Regions from separate parts of the Mus musculus genome. Here regions 2 and 3 are each linked to region 1. A link is a loop called in an ENCODE intact Hi-C map of the cell type or tissue named here. Cell type or tissue: left cerebral cortex. All regions are shown on one strand.

Region 1 (8,000 bases):
TCAAAATTTTCAATGAGAATCTCCTGGGTTATTTGTTAGAGCATAGCATTTCTGTGCTGGTGGATCAAAAAAAGATGACTCCTCTAGTGGTTTATGGTCTATGTATACAGCACTGCCCCTTGCTGTTTTGTTTTAGTGTGTATATGTGTACATGTGTACAACACTGCCCCTTGGTGGCTTATGTGTCCATGTGTACAATACTGATCCTTGCTTTTGTGTCTAAATATACACAGCACCACCCTTTTATTATTTATATATTCTGTTCATAGTATTGAGTCTTGATGGCTTATGTTTCAATGTACACAACACTGCTCTTTGTTGCACTGTGTGTCCACATGCACAGCATTGCCCCTTTTTGGCCCATGGTTTTTGCACAATATTGTCCCTGGTTCTTGCTGGTTTATGTATCTATGTGCTAAGTCTGTTGCTGGTGGTTTATATGTCCATGTGCACAGCACACATTTTGCTGGTATTTCTGTCCATGTACCCAATATACTGACCCTTAATTGTTTTGTAAAGATCATTTTTCTCTCTCGTAAGTCAGCCATTCACTATAAATAATGTGCGCAGCTCCCTTGGTCTTCTCTGAGACACTAGAGAACCATCATGTGTGTGAGTATGAATCTTAGAATGCAAATAAAATGCTCCCTATATAGCAGGCCTGGCTATTGTCTCTGAGCAGAAGCTATAGTATAGACACAGGATAATGCTCATTCAGTGGGTTTCCCCCTTCCTGTCACATTACCACTCTGCATTTTGCTTTTATGGCAAATTGGATTTATAAATGTCTGCAATTATAAAACATATCTTTAATTCAGTGACTTCAGGGTGATTTCTGTCTTCTCTTTTCATTTCATTGAATCTTATATCAAGTTAAAGCTGACTTGAGAAGCAGGCTTGGGCAAAGTGCAATTTTGCATAATTGGATTCTATGGGAAAGATGAATCTAGAAACCAAGTGTGCAGCACGTTCCCTGCATTCTTGTTAAGTAACCTTTAGCAGCTCTCGGTGGAAATGCCTCAGTGGTTTTTCTCCATCTTCAGCTGGGCAGCTACAGGTCTCCATCTCTATTAACCCCTGGCTTTCCTTTTGGTGTCTGTCTTTCTGAGTGTCTTGTTCTCCTCCTGCCTTTCTGCCTTATGTTAAGCTACTTTGCAACATAATAAGTTAATGGTGTTTAGAATTACTTTGGAGATAAGGAGATGACTTTTTATGCATGTGTTCAGAAATGGGTGTTTTGAGTATGTTTCATTGTGGCAGGGGTGGGGGGAGGAGGGGAGGGGCTGGGGAGGTTTCCTTCCAAAGCAAAAAAGGGAAAAATGTAAGTTTCCCAGAAGTAAAGGTCAAGAGACATGGAACAACTATTTTATTATTTGCTTTCAAAACAGAGAGAGTATGATTTATGTCAGCTAGAAGCTTATGTCATAGTTGTGCAGGTGCTGCTGTGGAGTGTGACCCCCCTCTAATCCCCATAACGACACCGGGCATTGACCACATTAGCTTTGTAGTTACCGACGACTGCCTTCCCCGGGGCCTTCTGGTTTCTAAATCCAGCCACCTGGCTAGCAGGCCAGCCAGTGCTTGATGCAAGAACATTGTTTTCTCAGTATAGCCTGAAATTCATTTTGTGTATTTTGTGTACATGGCTTTTATGTGACTGTTTATGATGATACCTCTGTGGTTCCATTGGAAGTCACCAGGCATATTGTCTTCCTCCTTCCTTTGTTAAGAGATACATCATCACAATTACTAAAAGTGATGATGGTTTATATATATATATATATATATACACACACACACACACACACACACACACATATATATATATATATGCGACATGTAGGTTCCTTCATATCTAATGAGGTCCTTGATATTTGAGGAATAAATCTATATGTTTATACAATTTATCTTCATGATCTTAAGAAGGATGTTAGTATTTTGGTAGTTTTTATGAGTCTTTTGACTGCATGCACAAAGATTTATTTAGTTTTGTTTTATATGTATGAGTGTTTTGACTATGTGTGTATAAATGCACTTTGTGATACCTGGCACCCATGGAGGTCAGAAGAGTGCGCTAGATCTTCACAACAGATGCTTCTGAGCCACCACATGGAAACTGGGAAACAAACCCCGGGTCCTCTCGAATAGCAACGACTGCTGTTAACTACAGATCCACCATTTTTGTTGTTTCTATGTCTTGGTGTTTTCTCCTAAAAGCTAATGAGATTAGATATTTTCTAATTATCACAAAATTACTTTATATTTTATTCCAATTTGCAGCATTTCCAAGGTCCATGGAGATTCTAATAATTTTGTGTGTTATGGACTATAGAGACATGATCTAAATATTAACTTCATTTAAAATATTATTAATGATATTTATAGTTTGCTAGGCAGGGTATTTACCTATTTGTTAGCATATTAAGTTAATGTAAAAAAACGCCAAGAAATAAGACTCTGAAGCTAAACTAAATTTGGATCTCGGCTCTATCACATCCCAGTTCTGTGATCCCGAATTAACCTGTTTGTGACTCATTGGCACCAAAAGCAGCTGGTGGTGACAGTATCACTGTCATAGATGTGATAATTGAATTATTATTTGTGAAGCCCTACATATATATTTGTCATCGTTTAACTTTTCCAAGCAGAGGCTCTTCATTCACAAGTTGACTTTGTCCCACAAGAACAAAACTGAGAAATCATCAGCTCTGACTTAACTTCTTTCATTTGGAACAGATACTGCGTAACCAGGAATTGACAAGCCACAGAAACCAGCCCTTGTCTGAGATGGCATGCAGGACAGAGTAGAAATGGGTTCCATAATGGAAGAAGAGGGAAGTTCAAGATAAGTTATATTTTTCTCACAATAGCTTTGGGCACCCTTCACATTTCAGTTAGGTGGTGACAACATAATTAGACAGTAAAATATCCTGTCTCTAGCTATCCTTTGTGTGCCTGCAAGTCATCTGTGAGGAGTCTCAGCTTGCAAAGGCTGCCTCTGGCTATGTGTTTAGTGTGATTTTTTCTGTAAAATATGCATGAATAAACAAGGCTTCCGACAGAAATAATTAATATTTATCACTTAGTGAAAGCTGCAGCAAATATAAATTTTCGAGATGACACAAGACAGAAGACCTAAGACAAGGCGCTGTGTGCTCAGAGCATCGGGGCTGCCGCTGATTTACAGACCTGTTTCTTTTTAAGATGTGAGAGAAAGAAGTACAAGAATCACAGTGAAGACTTTTGCCACACAGTCCCCAATCCCCTCTGTAGTTCATGGATTGTGAGTATTTGCCAAGGATTCCCCTCTGGAGGGCAGTGCAGTACTACAATTGTTGGAGCAGCCGCTATCTCAAACCTCCCAGAAATTCACTTTAAAAGATTCTTGGCTTTGTAAGATGTAAGTCGCCCCTGCCTTAAATATTCAAATGGGAACATGGTGGTCAAAGTCAAGGCTCTCACTGCATGCGTTGATGTGCTGGGTTGGAGAGGTGGACTTCAGAACACTGCTCAGGGAATGTATTAGTGTAGCTGAATGGCGAAGCTGGAAGACAGGTCTTAGCCTGCTTCGTCTAGTCGCTTTGAAATTTCAACCTCACAATCTGGGATCTGGATCTGTGTTTCAGTATTGGCTTTTCTCAAAAAGACCCATCTGCATGATTTAGGGTCTTGTAATATCTGGTCACCCCTGTAGCCAGCAAAATATTTTCCTGTATCTTAACAGATCAGGAAAATGCTTTGAGAAATATTCCAGCTCTGTGAGCAAATATCCTGATAGTTACCGGATTTCTCATAAAATTTAAAGTTTCTTTCATAACTCTACTGACCTTCACGTGCTATTGAATTACAAACCCAAGCCCCCTTATGTAATCAAACTGAAGGAATCCTGTTTAATTAGCAATATATGACCCTCTGGAAGTATAAACACATAAAAGTTATTTTCCTTGATGTCATCCTACAAAATGCCTTTATACAATTGTAAGCCCTGAAACATTGATGTCTTAGGAGTTAAGCAACAGTAGGCTTCCCCCTGTTCCAGACCCCCCAAGGCAGAGAGATTTCAGCCAACCATATAAAGGGTAACTTCAAATCTCTCAGCTCTCAGAGTGTCACAACAGTTGAGGTTATGAAAGACCTTCTTTTATTGGTAAGCAAAACAAAAGCTGTGCTTTTCAGCTGTAAATCATGACGTAGTCTTATTATACCTAAAAGAATTAAAGAATGTTAAGTCAATGACCCTTTTTCCTCATCTGTGCCCCTGAGGATAGTTATTAACGTCCATTCTTGCTTCAGAGTGATCCTGAACCTGTTCTCACAGCCTTCTTATTCTCTAAGAGCAAATGGACTCTTTATGAGGTAGTTGACGGAGATTGAAGACATTATGTGATGCATCTTGGGTATCAACTGCATATAATGGAGACAACACAACAGAAGTACTGGCCAGTTTTCCTACATGATCAACACACATGGGTTAGAGAGTTCTGAAACCCTTCTCTTCTTCAGGAAAACCTTGTACTTTTGTGCTTGATAGGAAAGGGGCAGGCACTGTGAACTCAGGCATTTGCTTTCCACCATCCTGCATGGTACTTAGGGCAGACTTCTGGAGTCAAGCACAATACAGGCCTCCTCCTCCTCCTCCTCCTCCTCCTCCTCCTCCTCCTCCTCCTCCTCCTCCTCCTCCTCCTCCTCCTCCTCCCCCCCTCCTCCTCCTCCTACCCCTCCTCCTCCTTCCTTTTTCTTCCTTCCTCTTTCTTTCTTTCTTTCTTTTTCTTTTTTTGTGTTATCTTCCAATTCCAGATAGCAGATCACTTTGCATTCTTGTCTTCTGATGTTAGTATATGTGCAAGCTAAATCAAGAATGGCTTCAAATTAAATTTCACATTTGCACTTGGCAAAGCCTGGGTTGTATATTTTCAGATGATAAAAAAAAACCATAAAGAAAAAAATACTTTAAATTTTTGCTATAAAACAGAGTTTAGAAGAATCATTTAAATAGAAACTCCATTTCAAATCAGCACTAATCAATGGACTGTGTATACTCATTTACTTCCAGGTGAAAAGAATCATGCTAAATACAGGCTCTGGTTACTTTCCTTCTAATTTACTGTGTTTGCCACTCCGTTGTGACCTTACTATGCCCTTGTAGTTTATGGACTAAAGGCAACCATTTTGTAATAATGAAAATATGCAGACAAGCTTTACCACCTAGGAAAAAAGTTTGGTTTTAATATTTGGTTTAAATTAATACAAGTTGATGTTTATAAAACTGCTCCATGATGTTTGGAAGAGAAGAGATGTGTTAGCTGCCATTACTGTACAGACCTGGGCCTTTCCATGTTGTTTGTTGGAGGTGAATCAGTGGACCAAGTTATGTTAATTAATTACATTGGTTTTGATTCACAAAGATACACTGTTCCCAAACTGATAATGCTTTAAAGTTTTTTAAAAAGGCAAGAAAGTCAAACCATTAAATCCTTGCTATTTTTTCTTTTTTTGTTTAGTTTGATTTGCTTTATTCTGTTAATCCAGACTCTAATTGGCTGCACCTCCGCCTTGCTGTGATTTCAGAATCTAGTTTTCATCTGTTACCTATAGTCAGACCTCTTGAGAGGCTGCTGCCTACCCGGCAGTGTTCTTAAGGCACCAGAGACAGCCACAGAGCTCAGCACATCCCGGAACCTGATGCAGCTTTCGTATTTTTTCTTTGAGAGAGACTGGAAATTGTTTTGCCTTGGCCCTTATGTTTGGAAACAAACTGGACCTCACATGGCCCCAGGGATTTGAGGAGCACATGATAAAAAAAATTGTAAATTGATAAAAAAAAAAATCTCTGCTCCAGTCTGTGTTCTCAGACAGACATGCTGGTTCTAGACCTTGGAAAAATAACTCTTACATCTTATGGATCACAGACCGCCACAGTGGGCTGTGACCTGAGGGTGGCCCCACCACTCTCACACATGGTACATCTCCTTTAGGAAGAAGTCAGCTCTGGTGCAGTGACACTTCCCAGACTAACCACATGTTTCAGAGCCACTGTCCAACCCCAGCAGAGAATTTGTAAGCTTTGCAGTTAATGCCACAAGAATCTCGGTTCCTGGTAGATCTCTGTTTTCAGTAGGGTGCCTATGTCTAGGTAATATCTCTCAGACTCAAATGATTGTGACCAGTTTAAAGTAGAGATTGGTTCATTAGTAGAGAAAGGGATAGTTTAACATTCAAAAATGTTCAGGTAAAAATGCATGGGTCTGTACCAGGTCTCTTGGATATATGTTATGGCTGTTAGCTGGGTGGTGGTGTAGAAGTCCTGACAGTGGGAGCAGGACTATCTATCTCCCCTTTGCCTGCTCTTGGGTCTCTTTTCCTCCTACTGGATTGTCTCAGTACGAGGGCTTCTGCCTTGTCTTACTGTATCTTGTTTTGTCCTGTCTGGCTGTCATCTCTTAGAGGCTTTCTCTTTTCTGAGGAGGAAACAGAGGGGGAGTGAATCTGGGGAGAGGGGAGATGGTGAGGAGGTTGCAGAAGTGGAGGGAGGGGGAACTTAGGTTGGGATCTTTTATACAAGAGAAGAATCTAGTTTTAATTTTTAAAAGGGATTTTTCCCCCATCATTCCTGATGAAGGTAAATACTAAAATCATGACTCCTTTTAAAGTTTTTGTTGCCTGGCATCTTCTTTTTGTATAAATTACTTTGGTCATGCTCATCCCACACTCTTCTATCCTCCCTCTTACTTTGAAACCCCTTTCCACAACAAGATCCCACCAACACTTCAATTCATTATTTTGGTGTGTGGCTCACTGTGTTTAGTTAGAGTTTCTTACCAAGGGTCGGAGGTTATTTACTGGAGCAAGGGCTGCTTCACCACTGCAGAAAAGAACACCTTCTCCTTGAATAAGGAGATAGCACAGTAGTCTTCTGGGTTCCTACTCCATCAGTGGGTGAAATGTGGGCAAGCCCAGTCTTGTGCATGTCTTCTGCAGATGGCCTGGATTACAGTGAATACATGAATGGCCATATCATGTGCAGGGGATATCCTTTCCTATGGCGTATCTCTCCATCTTTTCACTCTTTTATCCTTTCTATCCCCTTTGGCAATGTTCTCTGTAGTTTGGAGGGGTGGTCTAGAGGTCCAGTTTAGAGCATCTACCATGAATTCTTCCCACTTGTTAACCAGTGAAGCTTTAGTTTGCTGTGGAATGTTGCAGACTTTTCTGAAAGACACTAGCGACAGCTATACCATCAGCCCTGGATCTTCCCAGGGTTAAAATGTGTCAGACCCTAGGAACTGGGTTTGCAAAAACAGCCCCAGAAACTTGGTTCAGTGAGGTAGCTGAATCTCATTTAGTTATATTGATCACTTTGAAAAAGAAAGACACTTTGAAGAAAAACACATCTTCATGGTGATGTTTTGATTTCTTTGTTTCCAAGCTGCTGTATTTAAACATGAAATATAACTCATATCTATAGAGGTACAAAATAGATTTGTGGTTTTCAGAACCTGGGGTTGGAATAGGGATTAGGCAGGAGAGAATTTACTGAAATATTTGAAATGTTTTAAATGTGGATTGTGGTAACAGTTATACAATCTGGTTTAAATATAATATTTAATTAAGTTAACTTAATTAAAACATTTTAACTGGCTAAATTTATAAGCATATATCAATAAACTTTTAAAGTGCACATAAAATAACTAGGAAAGATCTGTAACTCTGTTTCCAGACAGTTATTGCTGGCATCAAGTGCAGAAATCCCTCCTAAAGGTATTTACTTACATTTCAGTATAGCACTAAATGTGTAAGGTAAGTCAAAAAGCATTGAGGACCAGCCTTACCTCGCCTTGCTTCCATTCCCACATTGTGCCATTCTTCCATGGAGCCTCTAGAGAGCAGCATGTCTATTTTACCAGGAAGGAGCATTATTGCATCTGAACCCGATGCCCTAACTTGCAGACATCTGAGCACCCCATTTCCTCATGAGCACCTCCCCCTGTTAATTGAATTTC
Region 2 (8,000 bases), 220 kb after region 1:
ACTCAAGAAGTTGGACTCCAGAAAATCAAATAACCCTATTTAAAAATGAATACAGAGTTAAACAAATAATTTTCAACTGAGGAATAGTAAATGGCTGAGATTCACCTATAAAAATGTTCAACATCCTTAATCATCAGGGAAATGCTAATCAAAACAACCCTGAGACTCCACCTCACACCAATCAGAATGGCTAAGATCAAAAACTCAGGTGACACCAGAGGCTGGCAAGGTGGTAGAGAAAGAGGAACACTCCTTCATTGTTGGTGGGATGGGAAGCTGGTACAACCACTCTGGAAATTAGTTTGGTGGTTCCTCAGAAAATTGGACATAGTAGTACCTGAGGACCCAGCAATACAACTTCTGGGCATATACCCAGAAGATGCTCTAAGATGTAATAAGGACACATGCTACACTATGTTCATAGCTGTCTAATTTTTAATATCCAGGAGCTGGAAAGAACCCAGATGTCCCAAAACAGAGGAATGGATACAGAAAATTTGATACATTTACACAGTGGAGTACTACCCAGCTATTAAAAACAATGAATTTATAAAATTCTTAGGCAAATGGATGGAACTAGAAAATATATCCTAAGTAAGGAAACACAATCACAAAAGAACACACTGGGTATGCACTCACTGACAAGTGGATATTAGCCCAGAAGCTCAGAATACCCAACATACAATTCATAGACCACATGAAGCTCAAGAAGCAGAAAGACCAAAGTGTGGATACTTTGGTCCTTCTTAGAAAGGGGAACAAAATATCCATGAGGCGATACAGAGACAAAGTGCAGAGCTGAGACTGAAGGAAAGCCCCAGTTTTGATTTAGCTGTAAAGTACAGAAACAATAAGACAGAGCATTAAAGCATAGAGGGATGGTTGTCTTCGCCCTCCCTGATTAGCTAGGTGTGTCACAGTTCTCAGTACCAACCAGAATTTCAAAGATGTAGGAGTGGGTTAAGTATTAATGTGCTTTGATAGAGCCAGTCTGCCAGGCAGAGCCTGAAGTCTGAAACCAAGAAAGACAAGTGTAAAGATTACTGATTGAAAGTGTCTACTGAAGCTGTCATTCTGGGTGTCCTTTAAGAAGCCCTGCACACACTACTGAAGCAGTGTTCCACAAAGCTTTCCCACACCTCATGCTAGTTAGTGGCACTGCCTATTTATTTGATGGAGTAGTGTTACAGTGATGGAGAGAGTATATCAGGCAGGTCTCTGTGGTGGAAGAACAGAATAAGTACAGTGGGTGATCAACGCAATATTCCCTTCTTCCCAAATCAAGATAGTTCAGTTATACGTCCACTTGCCAGAACATTTATGGGTAATCATTTAGCATAAGGAACCTGAATAGATGTTGGCTTTGGCCAGTATTGTTGACACTGTGTCCTTAGTTAGGACCTCTGTAATTACAAATATTAACAACTGATAATGGGAGAGATGGCTCTGATTTCTATAGCACTTGGCATATAAAAAGCTAAGTCATTCATTGACCCACACATGTCTATAGTAATATTTTATGTGTGAAGCTGAGCCTTTAAACCATGCCTTCAGCCACAGTGACACTGGTACATGCACAAAAGTCTGTCATTAAAATGTTTCCATTTACAAGTTATCCACTTGAAACATTGTTAAAATGGTTGAAATTTCCTGTGGAGCCACTGGATGAAATAGCAACTGGCATCCTCTTTTGCAAGACAAGAAAACTTCAGATTTAGGTGTCATTTACTAGCAATATCACAAAGTAAGAACTAAGAAAGATTTGTGGCTGTTAGTTTTGGAATCAACTGTGGCCCTGGGCCTGGTATTGATTTTAAGATGTATCTTCCCTATATGCTCAATAAAGCTGTGTGTGTGTGTGTGTGTGTGTGTGTGTGTGTATGTATATATGTGTGTGTATATATATATGTGTATATATGTATATCTATGTGTGTGTATGTGTTTATAATAGTTATAGTTGTTTAAGCAACACACATACACACAATCTAGGATTTTGTTTTGACTTTGAAATAGGAAGTTTTTTGTTCATAAATACTTTAGAAAATGAAAATTATTTGGAAAAAATGCATATTTTGAATAACAAAATAGCAACTGTCAAGAAACAAACCTATGCACACAGAATAAATAGGTTTTTATAATGTAATGGTTAAGATCAGATAATATGTGTGGGGAAATTTTTCACCTGGGCATTTGAAAAATCTAAACTAATTCATACATGTTTTCATTTTTATGTAAAACTTGTTTGTTTTATTTTGAATGTGTGTTTGTCTGCATGTATGTCTGTGCATCACTTCATGCAGTGACTGTGGAGGTCAGAAGAGCATGAAAGATCCAGTGGAAATAGAGTTATGGATGGTGGTCAGACTTTATATAGGAATCTGAACCAGGGTCCTCTGGAAGAGTAGTCTGTGCTCTTAACCACCGAACTATTTCTTAAACTCTTTGCATTTATTTATAACCTCAGAAGAAGTCCAAATAAAGTTAGTTTGATCTTGGCTCTCTCTTACTTGTGTCCTAGGTGTTGGAGTTTGTTAAGAAAAAATTACAATTCAGAGATAACTAATGGTAATATTGTTTGTCAGCAGCTGCCTTGTCAACCAAGTCATTGACAACTACTTCTCAATAACCTTTGAAGAACTGTGTGTCTTCCCAAACAAACAAACAAACAAACAAACCAAGAACAGTATAAACAGAGGGAATTCTATTCACCCACTACTAAGAATAATGGTTACATTTTCCTTGTAAAACTGGTTATTTCTAATTAAAATCCAGTAGCTATTCACAGTGCCTATTCTTACACATTCTGTGTACAAAGGTGTCTGTCACTTGTTGAAACTCATCCCTGGTTTTATACTTCTATTCATGTTCCTGGGAAGCTCCTTAGCCTGACAGCAGAGATGTCAGAAAATGCAACATTCCTTTTGGAATAAGAAGCGTCTTTGTCACCCATAATGCCATAGCTGCTAAAATTAGAGGACAGCAGTGATACGAGAGTGGCCTGCAGAGATAGATGAGCTGTTGTCCAAGCAGCAGGGGCGAATCCAGCAGGCTAGAGATGACCCAGCCAGAGCCATGACTCTGGTGATTGCTACTTCTCCTCACATTTGATGAAATATTCATGCCTCTGCTCTCCTCTCTGCAAGCACTATTGATTTCTTGTATAAACGCTGCTATATTTAGTCTAGACAAATGGAATGTGGATCACTGCTGAATAAATTGGATGAACGACTGGGATCTTGCCCGCCGCTTTTTCTCAGTCTTGGGCGATTATTTATAATCAAGGGGAGTTTTTATCAGTTGAGGGAGATTTTTCACAATTTAGTGATTAGTCTCTGAACAAAGGCAAGCAGTTAGATACAATCATTTCTGTTGGGATAGCAGGTTAAGAAGTCAAATTATTCTTTGAGGTTTGCAATGAGGGTTTCAGACCACTGTAGGATTTTATTCCTTATCTTTTTTCTACTTCTTTTGTTTGCAAAAAGATTAAGGAATTCATGTTCATAGTTTATGAACAATAAGGCAAAACTAAAGGTCTTTGATATACAGACAGACACACACACACAAACACACATATGTTAAAGATGTTAAAGAATAAAATGAAGTATATTAGTAACAGCAATGCTTTAAGCTTGATTCATGGAAGGCCTTTAAGTTAATGCTAAAACTCTCTCTTGTCTGTGTTGACTAGAAATTCTGCATTGTCCCTTTCCAGCTAAGAGATCTACTTAGACCATCTTCATATGCTTTCGAACGTCATGATCCCTTGTTTGAACAAGGATAATGTCATAAGAGGTTGCTGTCTGCCAAACAATAGTTTATTAATTAATCATTTTTCCATCTTATTTGAATTGTTACAGAGAGTTGATACTACAAACTTCTTCTCTACACATTGAAGAATAACCAGTGTTAGCAAAGCAAGATGGACACCGGTCTGCATGCTCACACATTTGTGCTCACACATTTGTGCAGTGCAGCTCGTTTGACACATAAGCATTTACATGTGAGATCTAGGTATCAATAAACAGAATAACTGGGAGCTTTTCTTTAAGCACTGAAGATAACTCATAAGTCTGCACAGAACACAAACTTGTAATTCCCAAGCTGGGTTATTCAAACCTAAGTACCATAGACCATGTAGAAGCAAATGAGTATTTTTGGCAATTTGAAAAAGTATAGAAAGCAGAAGAAAAGAAGAATCATTCATCGTCTCATCTAAAACACAACCATGATGGGCTCTCTGTGGCTTCTTTTCATCAGAACTTAGGGACTAATCCAATTTTAAAATCTCTTCCCCCCGCCCCGTGTGTGTGTGTGTGTGTGTGTGTGTGTGTGTGTGTGTGTGTGTGTGTGTTGTGTACATGCTTAGTTGGCTGATTTTTTTTGTCTTTATTTTTCAAAGTCCTGAGATTCAACGTTTAGAATGATAGCTAATATTATGGGGCTTAATAAAGATTTATACAGTTTGGTTGTCAGAGTATAAATGCCAATTTATTATCACCTTTTAAGCATTTTAATATTATTATAAACAGTTTTTAGGGATTTCATACATTGTGAGCATGTGTGCACGGATGGGGTCCATTGTCATATGTCAGTATTGCTTGTGTACATGCATGCATATACATGGGAAGGTCAATGGACAACCTTGAGTATCATTCTCTAGGCACCTCATTGTCTGTCCCTGACCTGGATATCACCAACTAAGCTGTGCTGGCTGGTCAGTGAGTCTCAGGAATTAACGCTGTTCACCTCTCCAGTACTAGGATAACAGGCATGCAATGCCATCATCGATTGTTTTGCCATGCTTATAAAGCAAAAATTGATCAACTGACCTCTCCCCAGCCACTGACCACATTTTACAAACCCAATGAGTATGACATACTTTATGTTGGTGTTCCTTCTACTCGATGACTATGATAATAAAAAAAAACATCTCCAGAAAATAATATGGCTTTGAAGGTTTTTCCCCATTAGGATTGTTTCTGTATGATTTACTTGTAGAAGTAGCAAACCTAAATCGAATGGCAGAAGAGTTAATATCTCCTGGTTCATGTTGCAGATTTACTTTTTTGGCAGTTTTAAATCAAATGAAAGAACCACTTGCAATAAATAATTCTGTCATTTTCTTACCCTATAAAATTACAGGCATTTTGCATGTAAACATATATACTTGCACATATATGCGTGCACATATATATGGTTGTTAGTGCTACATGATGTTTCATTTTCTTAATGGTTTGTATTATTTACTAATAAGGGTGATTCTTAGTTGTTGAATTGCTCTTTTAATTTTATAATACTTTATAAAAATCACTACCATTTTATTACCATAGTTGCTTATATACTTTGGATTTGTTAGCCAATCAGTATTGATGAAATATTTCAATGTACACAAAATTTCCATTTTTATATCATGGAAAAGACAAAACCATTACTGAGCAGCATGTTGTACACACTCTGAGTAACTGCCCTTATTGAGCCTCTGGTTATTGTTGTTCCTAACACCATCTCCACATTAGCAGTGATGGGCTAAGACAGAGTAGAGATAGCAGTATCAGGCTTGTGCAAATAGGAGAGTGGGAGCAAGCATTGGGTTGGCTTTAGAATAGAGGGTGAACCTAGCAGCCTGTGTGTGTCATGCTTGACTTACTGAACGATTTTTCTGAGCTCCTTGCTCAGAAGGTTAAAATATTTTAAATGTTTTTGCAATTAAAATTTCTGGTTATTTCTGTCTATGCTGGGTCTAAGATCTGAGTAATTGTACACCAATTTTAAAGAGCTATAACCTCAGCTTCCCAAAGACCTGTTGTCTTTAACTTGCCCTGTTGGACTTAATTATAAAACCTCTCTGGTTCCTCTGTGTAGATTAATTCCACAGAAGGCTTAACCACCAGTTTGGCATGGGTACTGACCAATCAAGTAGACAGTAGCCATAAACAAGCAACTTCTGAAGATCCACCCTGCCTGCAGCTTTGCTGCTTAAGTCTTTCTTTGAGTGAGGGGCATGTTTATCTATTCACACTATGTTAGACACTTCATATATGTATACATGAACATATATATATATATATATATATATAATTTAACTCAATTTTTATCTATTTAGATATTGTCTTCCACAGTTATCCAGTTATCCTTGGGTCATTTTTTTCCTTTGGGAATTTGACTAATTATTTACTTGAAGTTCCTTCATACTTCTTTCTCTCTTGTTTATTTTAAGAATGAGGTTTCCACAATTTAAATGATTGCTATTTAAACATCACCACTTAGGTACTGGGCTACTCTCACTTCTCCATGTGGGGATTTGGCCCATTGCTCTGGTTAGTCACCATCACCTGAACCTGGATGTAGTTTCTCCCATGTCCTTCCCAGGTGTAATGGTGAGGCAGATATATTGCATGACACGCTTAAGTTAAGGTAGAATTTATCTTCTGTCTCTGAGTATAAAACTTTTTATAAGTCCATGAATTCTTGTGACAGAGTTTCTTTTTTTGTATGACATCTTTCCTTATCTTGGTTTTCTTGATCTTCCTTGGCTTACATTAGTTAAATGGTCCAGTCTAATATATTTTATGAATAATTCTTGGTACCATTAGTTGAATCCATCTGTAGAAGATTCAGAGCAGAAAACATATTACTGAGTAAAAATTAACCTATGTACCCTTTGCCAAAGCTGATGGGCAGAACACAATTCACCTTCAATATGAAGCAGAGATTATACCCATTTCTTTATACATGTGCTTACATGCGCTATTCAGGGTATAGTGTTTTTTTTTGTTGTTGTTGTTCTTGGTATGTTTACAAATCAACGTGCTAATTTCCAAACCTCTCTACCCCGTTCTCTGTCTTCCTTTCTGTGTCTCCAGTGGACGTGAAATCAGAGGTTCCTATGGGCCTGGAGCCCATCTCACCTTTAGACCTGAGGACAGATCTCAGGATGATGATGCCTGTGGTGGATCCTGTCGTCCGCGAGAAGCAACTGCAGCAAGAGTTACTTCTTATTCAGCAGCAGCAGCAGATCCAGAAGCAGCTCCTCATAGCAGAGTTTCAGAAGCAGCACGAGAATTTGACAAGGCAGCATCAAGCACAACTCCAGGAGCACATCAAGGTAGCAAATGTGTCTTTGTCTCTGACTTCTCAATCAGGGCATCTGCACCATGATGTGGGCATAAGACCGACCCATGGGAGCACTGATGGGGAATTTTCCTGTGATTAAGACACGGATATGTGACTTGAAGGAAAGTGTGGTTGTACTAGTTGGAGACTTGGGTAAGTACCTGGTAAATCCTTGCTTTGGTAGTGGGAGAGCTCTGCTGATTTTGCCCTTTCCCTCACAGACTCACTGGTAGCAACAAGAACTTTCCATTCTCATGGGTACTCTCTGCTGTGTGCTCCTGTGCCTGTATAGTTACCACCAAGAACCACAAGACTGGGCAGGTCCATACTATTTTACTAAAGAATCTGTGCGTACTATTTACCAGGAAGGATAAATTCATCTTGTGAAGAGAGACGGCCCTCTTCTGCTGTGTTTTTGGTTTCAATATAGGGCAATGTAGTTCTTCCTTAGAAAATATCCCATAGGGCTTATACTCAAAATACAAATACAATGAAAAGATGAAGGGAATTTTATATGCAAAAAGTGACATAAATATTTCAGTGGTTTTATAGACTGTTATTTCAGAGGAAATATAGCATTAGCTGAGGAACTTTTACTGACATCTGGTGATTGTATATATGCCAAATTGTTCTTTTTCTTCTTCAGAATATTCAATGGGAAAATATTACCATAGATTGATCTGTTGTTTTTTTTTTTTTTAAATAATTGGCAAAGACGTTTAGTAACAGACAACTTGGAGGGGGTGGTGGCACATGGATCTTATCTCAAAACTTGAGAAGCAAAGTGGGGAAGATCTAAAACGTGAGCTGCTAAGTGGCCCAGTGTTTTCAAAATTTTAAAAACGCATGGGGAGGTTTTAGTTCAACAAAGTAGACATTTAATTTGA
Region 3 (8,000 bases), 690 kb after region 1:
GGTTTCCTTGGCATTTCTGGCGGGTAAGAAAGCTTTGGCATCTGGAAGTGTCAGAAATGAGCCTTTTGCCATAAATCATCCTGAAAAGCATTCAAATCAGACAAGCGTCTAGAGACCTTTCAGACACTCCACCCCTCAAATCCCAGATCAAAGAGTAGTTTCCAGAACCATAAACACCTATTATATGCAAAATCCCGCTTATCTACAAGACATTGAAGCTGCGGGGTGGGGTGGGGGGAACCAAGGGTTGGGGTGTAGGGGTCTGTTGTTGTAAACCCTGCAAACCGATTCACAAAGTTCCTTAGCATGGCTTATACTGGGGACTAGGACACCAGACGCTCAGCCCTCCCCTCACGCGTTCCCGGTGTCCTCAGACAGCTGGCCGGACACTCAGCGCACGAACTGGACCTTCGCCTTCGCCTGCTTTGTGTCAACCAGAGGAAGCAGGTGCGGGACCAGTGGGAGGGAGAAAGAGAACAGAGTTAATCCTAGTGCCCAGGACAGCGACTACTCCTAGACAGAGCACCAGGGTTGACTGAGCTGCGTGCGAAACCCAAATATTCCGGAACGCACACGCCAGGACCGTTTCAACTCCGGCTGAACTCTACCCTCCGCGCATGGTTTGCCCAGAACACTTTGCAGAGATTTGAGTTCTCTGGGAATAAAGATCAGTGAGGGTAAGGGTGGGGGAGGGTAGGAAGAAGAAGAATCTAAGGACAGGACCTGGAAGCGAGACATCTTCTATTTTGCGAGACCCACTCTTTTGTCTCCTCAGAGTTAAATAAAGACTCCATCCATCCTCTTGCCCTGCTGTTTGCCTGGTCAGTCCAGAGTCAAGATCGTGTGGAAATCTCAAACCCGAAACCTGGCTGGCCTCAGAGAACTTGTGAGGCGGAGGCCAGGGGGCAGCGGGGCTGGGGGAGGGGAGAATCAGGAAGGAGAGCACCCCCATTCCCAGCTGGGAGCCCAGGCGCCTGGAAACCACGGGAAGGGGCGGCAGGGACCGCGTGGCAGGAAGCCTACTCGGGGTCGAGATTATTCGACACGTGTCTTTTACTCCTTACCATCCATTTCTTAGGGGTGATTTATGAACGAACCTCTTTGATCAGGGATGGTTTTATCTGTCCACTGCTTCAAGTGACAGATGCGGCTGCCAAAATGCCTGGTCCCTGCTGCCTAAAAGGTTGCACCCCCCACCCCTTCCCAAATGTTGCATTTTTCTCGGGTGTTCTCCAGCTCGGCCTCCTGGCTTTACTCCCCTACTCTCAACCCCGTTTGCTCTCGCAGTTGCAATTCCTCCCGAAGGTTTAAATCAACAAAAACCGTTGGGCCGGGTCAGTGGGAAGCCTTGGCAGGCAGATTTGGGGAACACCATCTGCCTGGTGCTACATTTGTTGCCTTCCCCTGCTAGATACCGGGAAAGTCGGCTTCCAGGTGAAGGTTCCTTCCTTTGTGAAAAGGCAAGAACCTCTAGGCCCAGTCCCACTGGGGCTGGCTTTTGGAGAAATGCAAGCGCTGGAGCAGGAACGGAGATGTAGTGAACAGCCTCAGCCCGCCGGCCAGGCTCCTAACTACAACCGTTTTGGTTTAATTGGGGAAAGAAGGGGCGGCAGGAAGAGGGACGGGATCACGTTACGGACCCTCCTAGTCCCTAATAGGTAAAGGAAAAGCGGAGTCTCTGAAGCAGTTTTTAAGTGTGTGTGTGTGTGTGTGTGTGTGTGTGTGTGTGTGTGTGTGTGTGTTGTTGTTGTTGTTGTTGTTGTTGTTGTTGTTGTATTTCATTAAAATTATATCCTTGAGCAAAGACTTTTTCTTTCAGGTTTCTTCGATTTGTTATTATTCTGACAGGAGTTCTAAAACCAGAGTTTTTCAAGTGAAAGATATTTCTGGAGTTGTCTGCCCCTTATTTGCCCCTCCCCCTCCCTCCACCCAACTGCTCTTGGTATCATTATCCCGTAAGGATTCTTTCTTGTGTTCCTGATTTAGCCTGAGGACATTTAATAGCTGGCTGGATTAAATATTGCAGACTCCTGCCTGGCTATTTGAAAATCCGGGTCGTGGACTGTGTCTAACATCAGAGGAGGAAAACTGATCTATGAGATGTGTTTTAAATTTCACTCAGTCTGCAGAGAAAGAAGGAAGAGGAAGGATTCTTCTCCATCCTGGGTCTCTTTTCTGTGCTACAATACTCAGAAGTTTTAAAAGGTGTGTGTTGATGGGGAGTGGCAAGAGAAGTCAGGGGTGGAATGAAGCAGGAGGCTAACAGAAATCTGTTCAAAGTACAAATGGGATTTACAAGAACATTTTAAAGAATACTGTCAGGGAAGGCAGGACTCTGCCCCCAGGAGTGGATTGCCAGACTGTCTCAGAGCTGTACCCACAGGACTCTAAGGGATCTCGTCTCACTGCTAAATCTGCAGTGGGGAAATGGTTTCCACAAAAGTCCCCAGCCCTTTAAGTTACAGAGTAAAACAGGAGAGGAGGAGGGAGGGAGGGAGGGAGGGAGGGAGAGAGAGAGAGAGAGAGAGAGAGAGAGAGAGAGAGAGAGAGAGGGAGAGAGAGGTTGTATGGTGGTATGTTTTAGAAAATGAAGACCTGGAAGTCCCCCAAAGAAATCTTTATATTGGTGGGGGGTCAAGGGGGGTTCAATCTAATGTTTCCTTGAAGAGCAAGCAAATCCAAGGGGGGGGGGAGGATCTGTTTACAGGGTCAGAATCCAAGATGTTTAGGGGCTATAACCAGATAAGAATATATGCACCCCAAAGCAGTGCACCCTGGTGACATGGTTTAGATAGGATTCAGAAGGTACTGAGACTAAATGCTATGAAAGGACCTGCCTGTTTATCTGGTTATGGGTATTGAAAATTTTGGTTACCCGTTAATGGCATCTCTTTGAATTCTCACTCTCTCAGCTTGGAGGAAATTCTAAGAACAAGATAAACCCTAAAATTGGATTTAATGTTGTGGAAGAAAATTTTACTCTAACTCCTTAAGTTTTTGTTAAAACATAAAGCCCTACAGAAAGCTATATAATAAATAAGCCAGATGCAGTATAAATGATTTAGGGATGTGTTGCAGTTACCAAAAAAAAAAAAAAAAAAAAAAAAAAAAAAAGAGGCATAGCACAGTTACCTTACATTTTTACTGTATAGACAGCAAACATTTAAACTCTTGCTGTGTGTTGAGATCCTGGCATGGCCACACATTAGTATTAACAAGGCCTTCCATGATCATCCCTCTTAAACTCAGAAAAGGGAATCTTATTCATTTCCCAAACTGGGTAACTGTTAATTCATTTAAATTGTGTTTATAGGCCAAGCTTCCATCTCCTGTGGAGGAACAGGTATCTTATGTGCACAAGTCTTTTGAAAGAACAAATCCCTTTTCAATCAAAGCAGTCTCTTGCCTTGGTGAAAGCCTCTCCCCAAGGATGCAAGGATCTCCAGAGCAATGGTTCCCAGCCCCAGGAGGGAAGATCACATGCTCATCTTTCAGCCCATCCAAGCATCTTGGAGCTTTAGAGTCTGTCAAGCCTCCTGCTCGCTTATCACTCTCTACCCCTTCAAATAGGCAATTGATTAGTTTCAGCTTTTCCAAACCGAGACCAGATACTTTGCTCAGGATCAAATGCAAAGAAGAAGGGAGAGAAACTTGGGAGGTGGGGAAAGGGACATGAGGAAGGAAAACAGGCAAGCTGAGGAGAAACAAAGGCCTGGCTGGGCAGGGAAGAATCGGGGATTTCAGGAAGAGGCAGTTAAGATGGACCTTCACTTCCTATGAGTGAGTATTTAAGAGAGAAGATAGATATTAAAAAAAAAAAAAAAAAAAAAAAAAAAAAAAAAAAAAAAAAAAAAAAAAAAACAAAGGTTGTTGATTTATGCCTGGATTTCCCTGCAAGCCTTCCTTGTGCTTAAGGGCGTGGCTCCACTTGCGACTTTCACATCTGTTCTCTTCACGTGACATTTCATAAAAGCTTTAACATCTGGGCAAGATAAACTTCCTCAAGTACCTGCCCGACCTTTCACTTGTCACACCCGCTTCCCCAGCCAGTCCCTTCTACCTCTGCCTTGGGCCTTAGGGGCCATTTCCTTGCTATTCTTTGTTCTAGTCCCTCATTGCTCCAGCCCTCAAGTCAAAACTCCTGAAAAAAATTAAAAAAACGCCCCCCTCCCAGTGATAACCTTTGCTAAACCCAATTTCCTCAGCACACCCATAGATCTCCCACCTGGAGGACCACTCTACAGGTAGATAAAACGGCAATTGCCTTGCCCTACGGAAAAGTCATTTTTCGATTCGGGCTCCAGACCAAAACCAAAACAACAAAACAAAACCTGCCTGGGAAACAACACTCACACTCACACTCACACACAACTCGTGTCAGCTCACATCTCACTCCTCTTCACCTTCTTCGGTACAACCGGAAAGAGGGTGGGTGATGTTGGTGTCCTTTCGCGGTGCCTTCCCTCTATCTGGTAGACCCTTAGGCTGCCTGTTTTACATAAATGTAATTTCACTCGTTCCGCTCCCAATCTCCCCTCCCCACCCCCACCCCCACCCCCAAGAAAGCTGCCTTCTGGAAGGAATGTTTTCAGCACTGCCTTTTCCTTTAATAGTCTGAAGTTTTGTTCCTTTGGCCTCAGCCTAAGTCACATGTTGCAAAAAAACGACAACACCAGTTTGGTAAGAGGGAAAAGAAGAAACAGAACATAGTCCACATAAACAATAAAGAAGCCACTGACGGCCTTTACTGCAGCAAACCCAAATGATCTTGTTGCAGGGCGCCCACGAAATCCCCACTGTAATTGACTGTTTTCCTTGAGGTTTTCTGACCATGTGCTTTTTTGCTATTCTGCTATGATTCTGGTACAAGAAGATGCTTGTAGACGATGCTCACATCCCGACCTTTCCTGAGGCTTAATTTGCTGGCCTTTATCAAGGGAGAGAAAATGAAGCAGTTCGGCGTATGGCAGTGATTGTAACTTGCCCCACCTTCCAGCGACCTGCCATAGGCTCCTTTTTACTTTATAGACATCTGGGAATTCCATATATGCCTCAAACTCCAATTACACACCTTCTTCAAAGGATGCGTGCTTTGATTTGCTAAGAACATTAAGCGGGGGTTGCGTCTTGGGGCCTGGAAACAAAAGAGAATGGAAACCGCACCCAGTACTAGGCTTAGTAGGTCTGTCTTTTGCTGCCCACTGAACACTGAACAGAAAATCAATCCTATTTGTATTTTCGATAGTCGCTTTCCAAGGACTAGTCGGGGAAATAATGGGGTTGTCGCTGTTAAAAATAAGGAAGAAGAATCTTCCATTGTGCTGGAGCGCTTCTACTTTCACTGCTGCTAGGGGTGGGGCACTCTTTATGACACATTAACAGAAATTTCTGGAAAAGTGGCCCCTGGGGATTCCCTTCCCGACCCCCACTTTGTCACTAATGCCGGCCTGTCTTTGGAAATTTGATGTTGGGTCTTTGCCTGTGTCTGTATCTGTTTCCCCGTGCTACCGCTGACACTTGGCGCAGCGGCCTCGAGCAGCGGCCAGAGGCCCAGAGTGGTGGGTCCGTGCCATCCACAGAGAGCAGCGACATTGACACTTTCTCAACAAGGTTGGCCAGATTGCCACCCACACTGGGTAGCCTCAGTTGGTGCCCCTCTGGTGCACCCTATGCAGGTGAGACCCTCCTTCCCCACGGAGTTCTGTTTGGGTTTCCGTGGCGTTTGTTCCCCCCGCAGTTTTGTTTGTTTTTCTTCAAATTACAGATGCAGGGAAAACCGCCTGACATCATGAGAGCGGGACAAATGCTCACTTTGAAGGATTCCTGGGCAGGACTTCAAGTGAAATCATATGCCTGAGAAGAACTTGATACTGGTCTAGAGAAAATAACTAGTTCTGACTTTGCCAAACTATGGAATGTGCAAAATGCTCTACTTTTTTGCAAGAGGCCAAGTGTCCCTTAAAAAGCTCCCTTAGAGACCAAAGACCCCAGGGGCAGGAAGCCGGTGCCAGTCTTGAAAGTGGGAAGAAAGTACACAGGTTGTGAGTTTCTATTTGAGGTTATTTTATTAATGTGTGACACTTTGGGTAAGGGGTCTCCAACGGTGCCTCAATTATCTATACATTGCTTAATGTGTACACAGGCGCGCACACACACATACATACACACACACACACACACACACACACACACACAATGTGTGTGCCTGAGCACACTTAATGCTATAGTCGAAGGTTTATCAATTGGAGAAAATTATAAACAAGACAAAACAACTATTTCCAGAGTAAAAATAAATTCAATTCTTACATGGAAGATCACTTAGCATAATTCTTCCTCTTAGCCACAGCATTGTGGTTGGGAGACAAAAGACAGGAGTCGAAGCACTTTACTTGATGTTATTTAGCATCTCTGTGATAAACGGGTAATTTAGCCAAGTATATTTTAAACAAAGGTAACTATCATCAAAATAATGAAATGAGAGTAACCAGAGAGGTGAACAAACAGGTCATTTCTACTATGAAGAGTAGAGCATTTTTCATTGCATTAGAGGAGGTGAGAGTAAAGAAATAACTTTGCAAGCTTACACTCTTGAAGATTATATTCTAGGAAGCAATTTCCGCCACAAAGTTGCCTCACTTAAATAAAACTACTCAAGAGCTTTTCAAAAAAAGTCTATTTTTATGAAATTCCGGGAGAAAATATTCTGCCCTTTTCCTATTACTGTCAGTATGGGATCGCCTATCCCCGGTTTTCTTTCATAAAAAGAAAAAAAAGTGGAAATAAAGAGACGAATGTGAGCTACTCTTTCCTTAAGGGTCCAGCATTAGGATAGCATTTACCTTCTCAGCCACGATGGGACTTCCCTCTTGGTGAACTTCAAGACATCTGAAATATCAAATAGTCAGACCAGGCTAGTGAGCATGGATGCTTCCCCAAGAACATCTGGAAAATGGGCACAATGGGACAGCTCTTGCAAGAGGAAATTGTCATCTTGGCATCTCCCTCATCCTTTTAGGACTCTTTACAGTTTTATCTTACACACATACAATCCACAACCACCACGGATGCACCACACACAATCAATTGCCCTTTCTTTTTCACTATAAGGTTAAATGATTAGCAAAAATTTAAAAACAGAATAGCAAAACAAACCCAGTAACTCACTAAGCTTTCACTAATATTTTACTATAACTGGAGGCTCCTTATTGTAAAATGTGGCCTAAAAATATTCACAACAATTATCTTACAATGGTGTCATGGCAACATTTGGTACTGTTGTGTGAAGAGTGAAAGAAAAACCTTCAGGTAATAAAATAATCTCCAGTTATGTAAATGCAATTTACCTGGAGATGCAGGCTTATCTAAGTGATTGTGTGCATTAGGCACCTCAATCATTTCCAGCCTGGAAAACCCCTGTTTGTATGTGAATGTATTAACATGGTCAAAAAATTAAGGACTAAACCGATTTTTAAAAATCACTAGTTTAATGGTTAAAAACAAAGACAAAAACTATGCTTTTGTCCCAGAAATATCCTGACAGAAATAAAACCCAGCACCATCTGTCCTTGTTTTACGGAGCTTCAGGTGTGTGTGTGTGTGTGTGTGTGTGTGTGTGTGTTTGTGTGTGTGTACATGGTCCTAACTAGAGGCTGAATTAAGAATTATACTCGCTCCTGAAATTACAAGGGATACCAAAAATTTGGTTATTTATTTTACCCCACAGATGTATATTCTGTATGTATATTTTAGGAGAACGATTTCCATAGAGTTAACATTAATAGAGCAAATGTTTTTTCTTTTTTAACCAATATGACGGTGGCTATCATTCATTCACTCAAGAAGTAAGCAATCACACAACTGTCTCTTGATGATTTAAGTTTTCTACATAGATAAAGTATATATACATATATAATGTATGTATTGTTTTCATTAGCACATTGGCATTTCTCAGAAATGGAAATGAAGGAAAAGACAAAAATCCATAGTGACAAGGAAATAAA

Evidence for each region. Hi-C counts contacts between places; a loop is a spot of excess contacts. Peaks named below come from ENCODE experiments on the same cell type or tissue, not always from the same donor. Only the 100,000 strongest peaks of a DNase experiment are listed, where the experiment ranks them.
Region 2: a loop joins it to region 1, with 3 times the contacts of the local background. A loop is called at or near these places in 20 of 42 quality-filtered maps.
Region 3: it touches region 1 in a loop (4-fold over the local background); 7 of 42 quality-filtered maps call a loop at or near these places.

Annotation. Positions count from the first base shown.
Region 1 is chr12:34,653,726-34,661,725 of GRCm38, reverse strand. The region is part of intron 3 of Hdac9 (histone deacetylase 9); the gene reads left to right. Among named protein-coding and RNA genes, the nearest start is that of Gm46347, 130 kb to the left of the region's middle. In left cerebral cortex, CTCF peaks have their summits at 174 (motif pointing left), 3,309 and 7,874; DNase peaks (open chromatin) are centred at 210, 3,358 and 7,885; H3K4me3 peaks cover 338 bases.
Region 2 is chr12:34,436,242-34,444,241 of GRCm38, reverse strand. It overlaps Hdac9 (histone deacetylase 9), which reads left to right. Exons shown (of 28, transcript NM_001271386.1): 5 at 6,864-7,105. Among named protein-coding and RNA genes, the nearest start is that of Gm51984, 230 kb to the right of the region's middle. In left cerebral cortex, no CTCF peak of the experiment used is centred here; a DNase peak (open chromatin) is centred at 3,083.
Region 3 is chr12:33,960,146-33,968,145 of GRCm38, reverse strand. No RefSeq gene overlaps it. Among named protein-coding and RNA genes, the nearest start is that of Twist1, 6.5 kb to the right of the region's middle. In left cerebral cortex, no CTCF peak of the experiment used is centred here; DNase peaks (open chromatin) are centred at 4,956, 5,967, 6,802, 7,363 and 6 more places.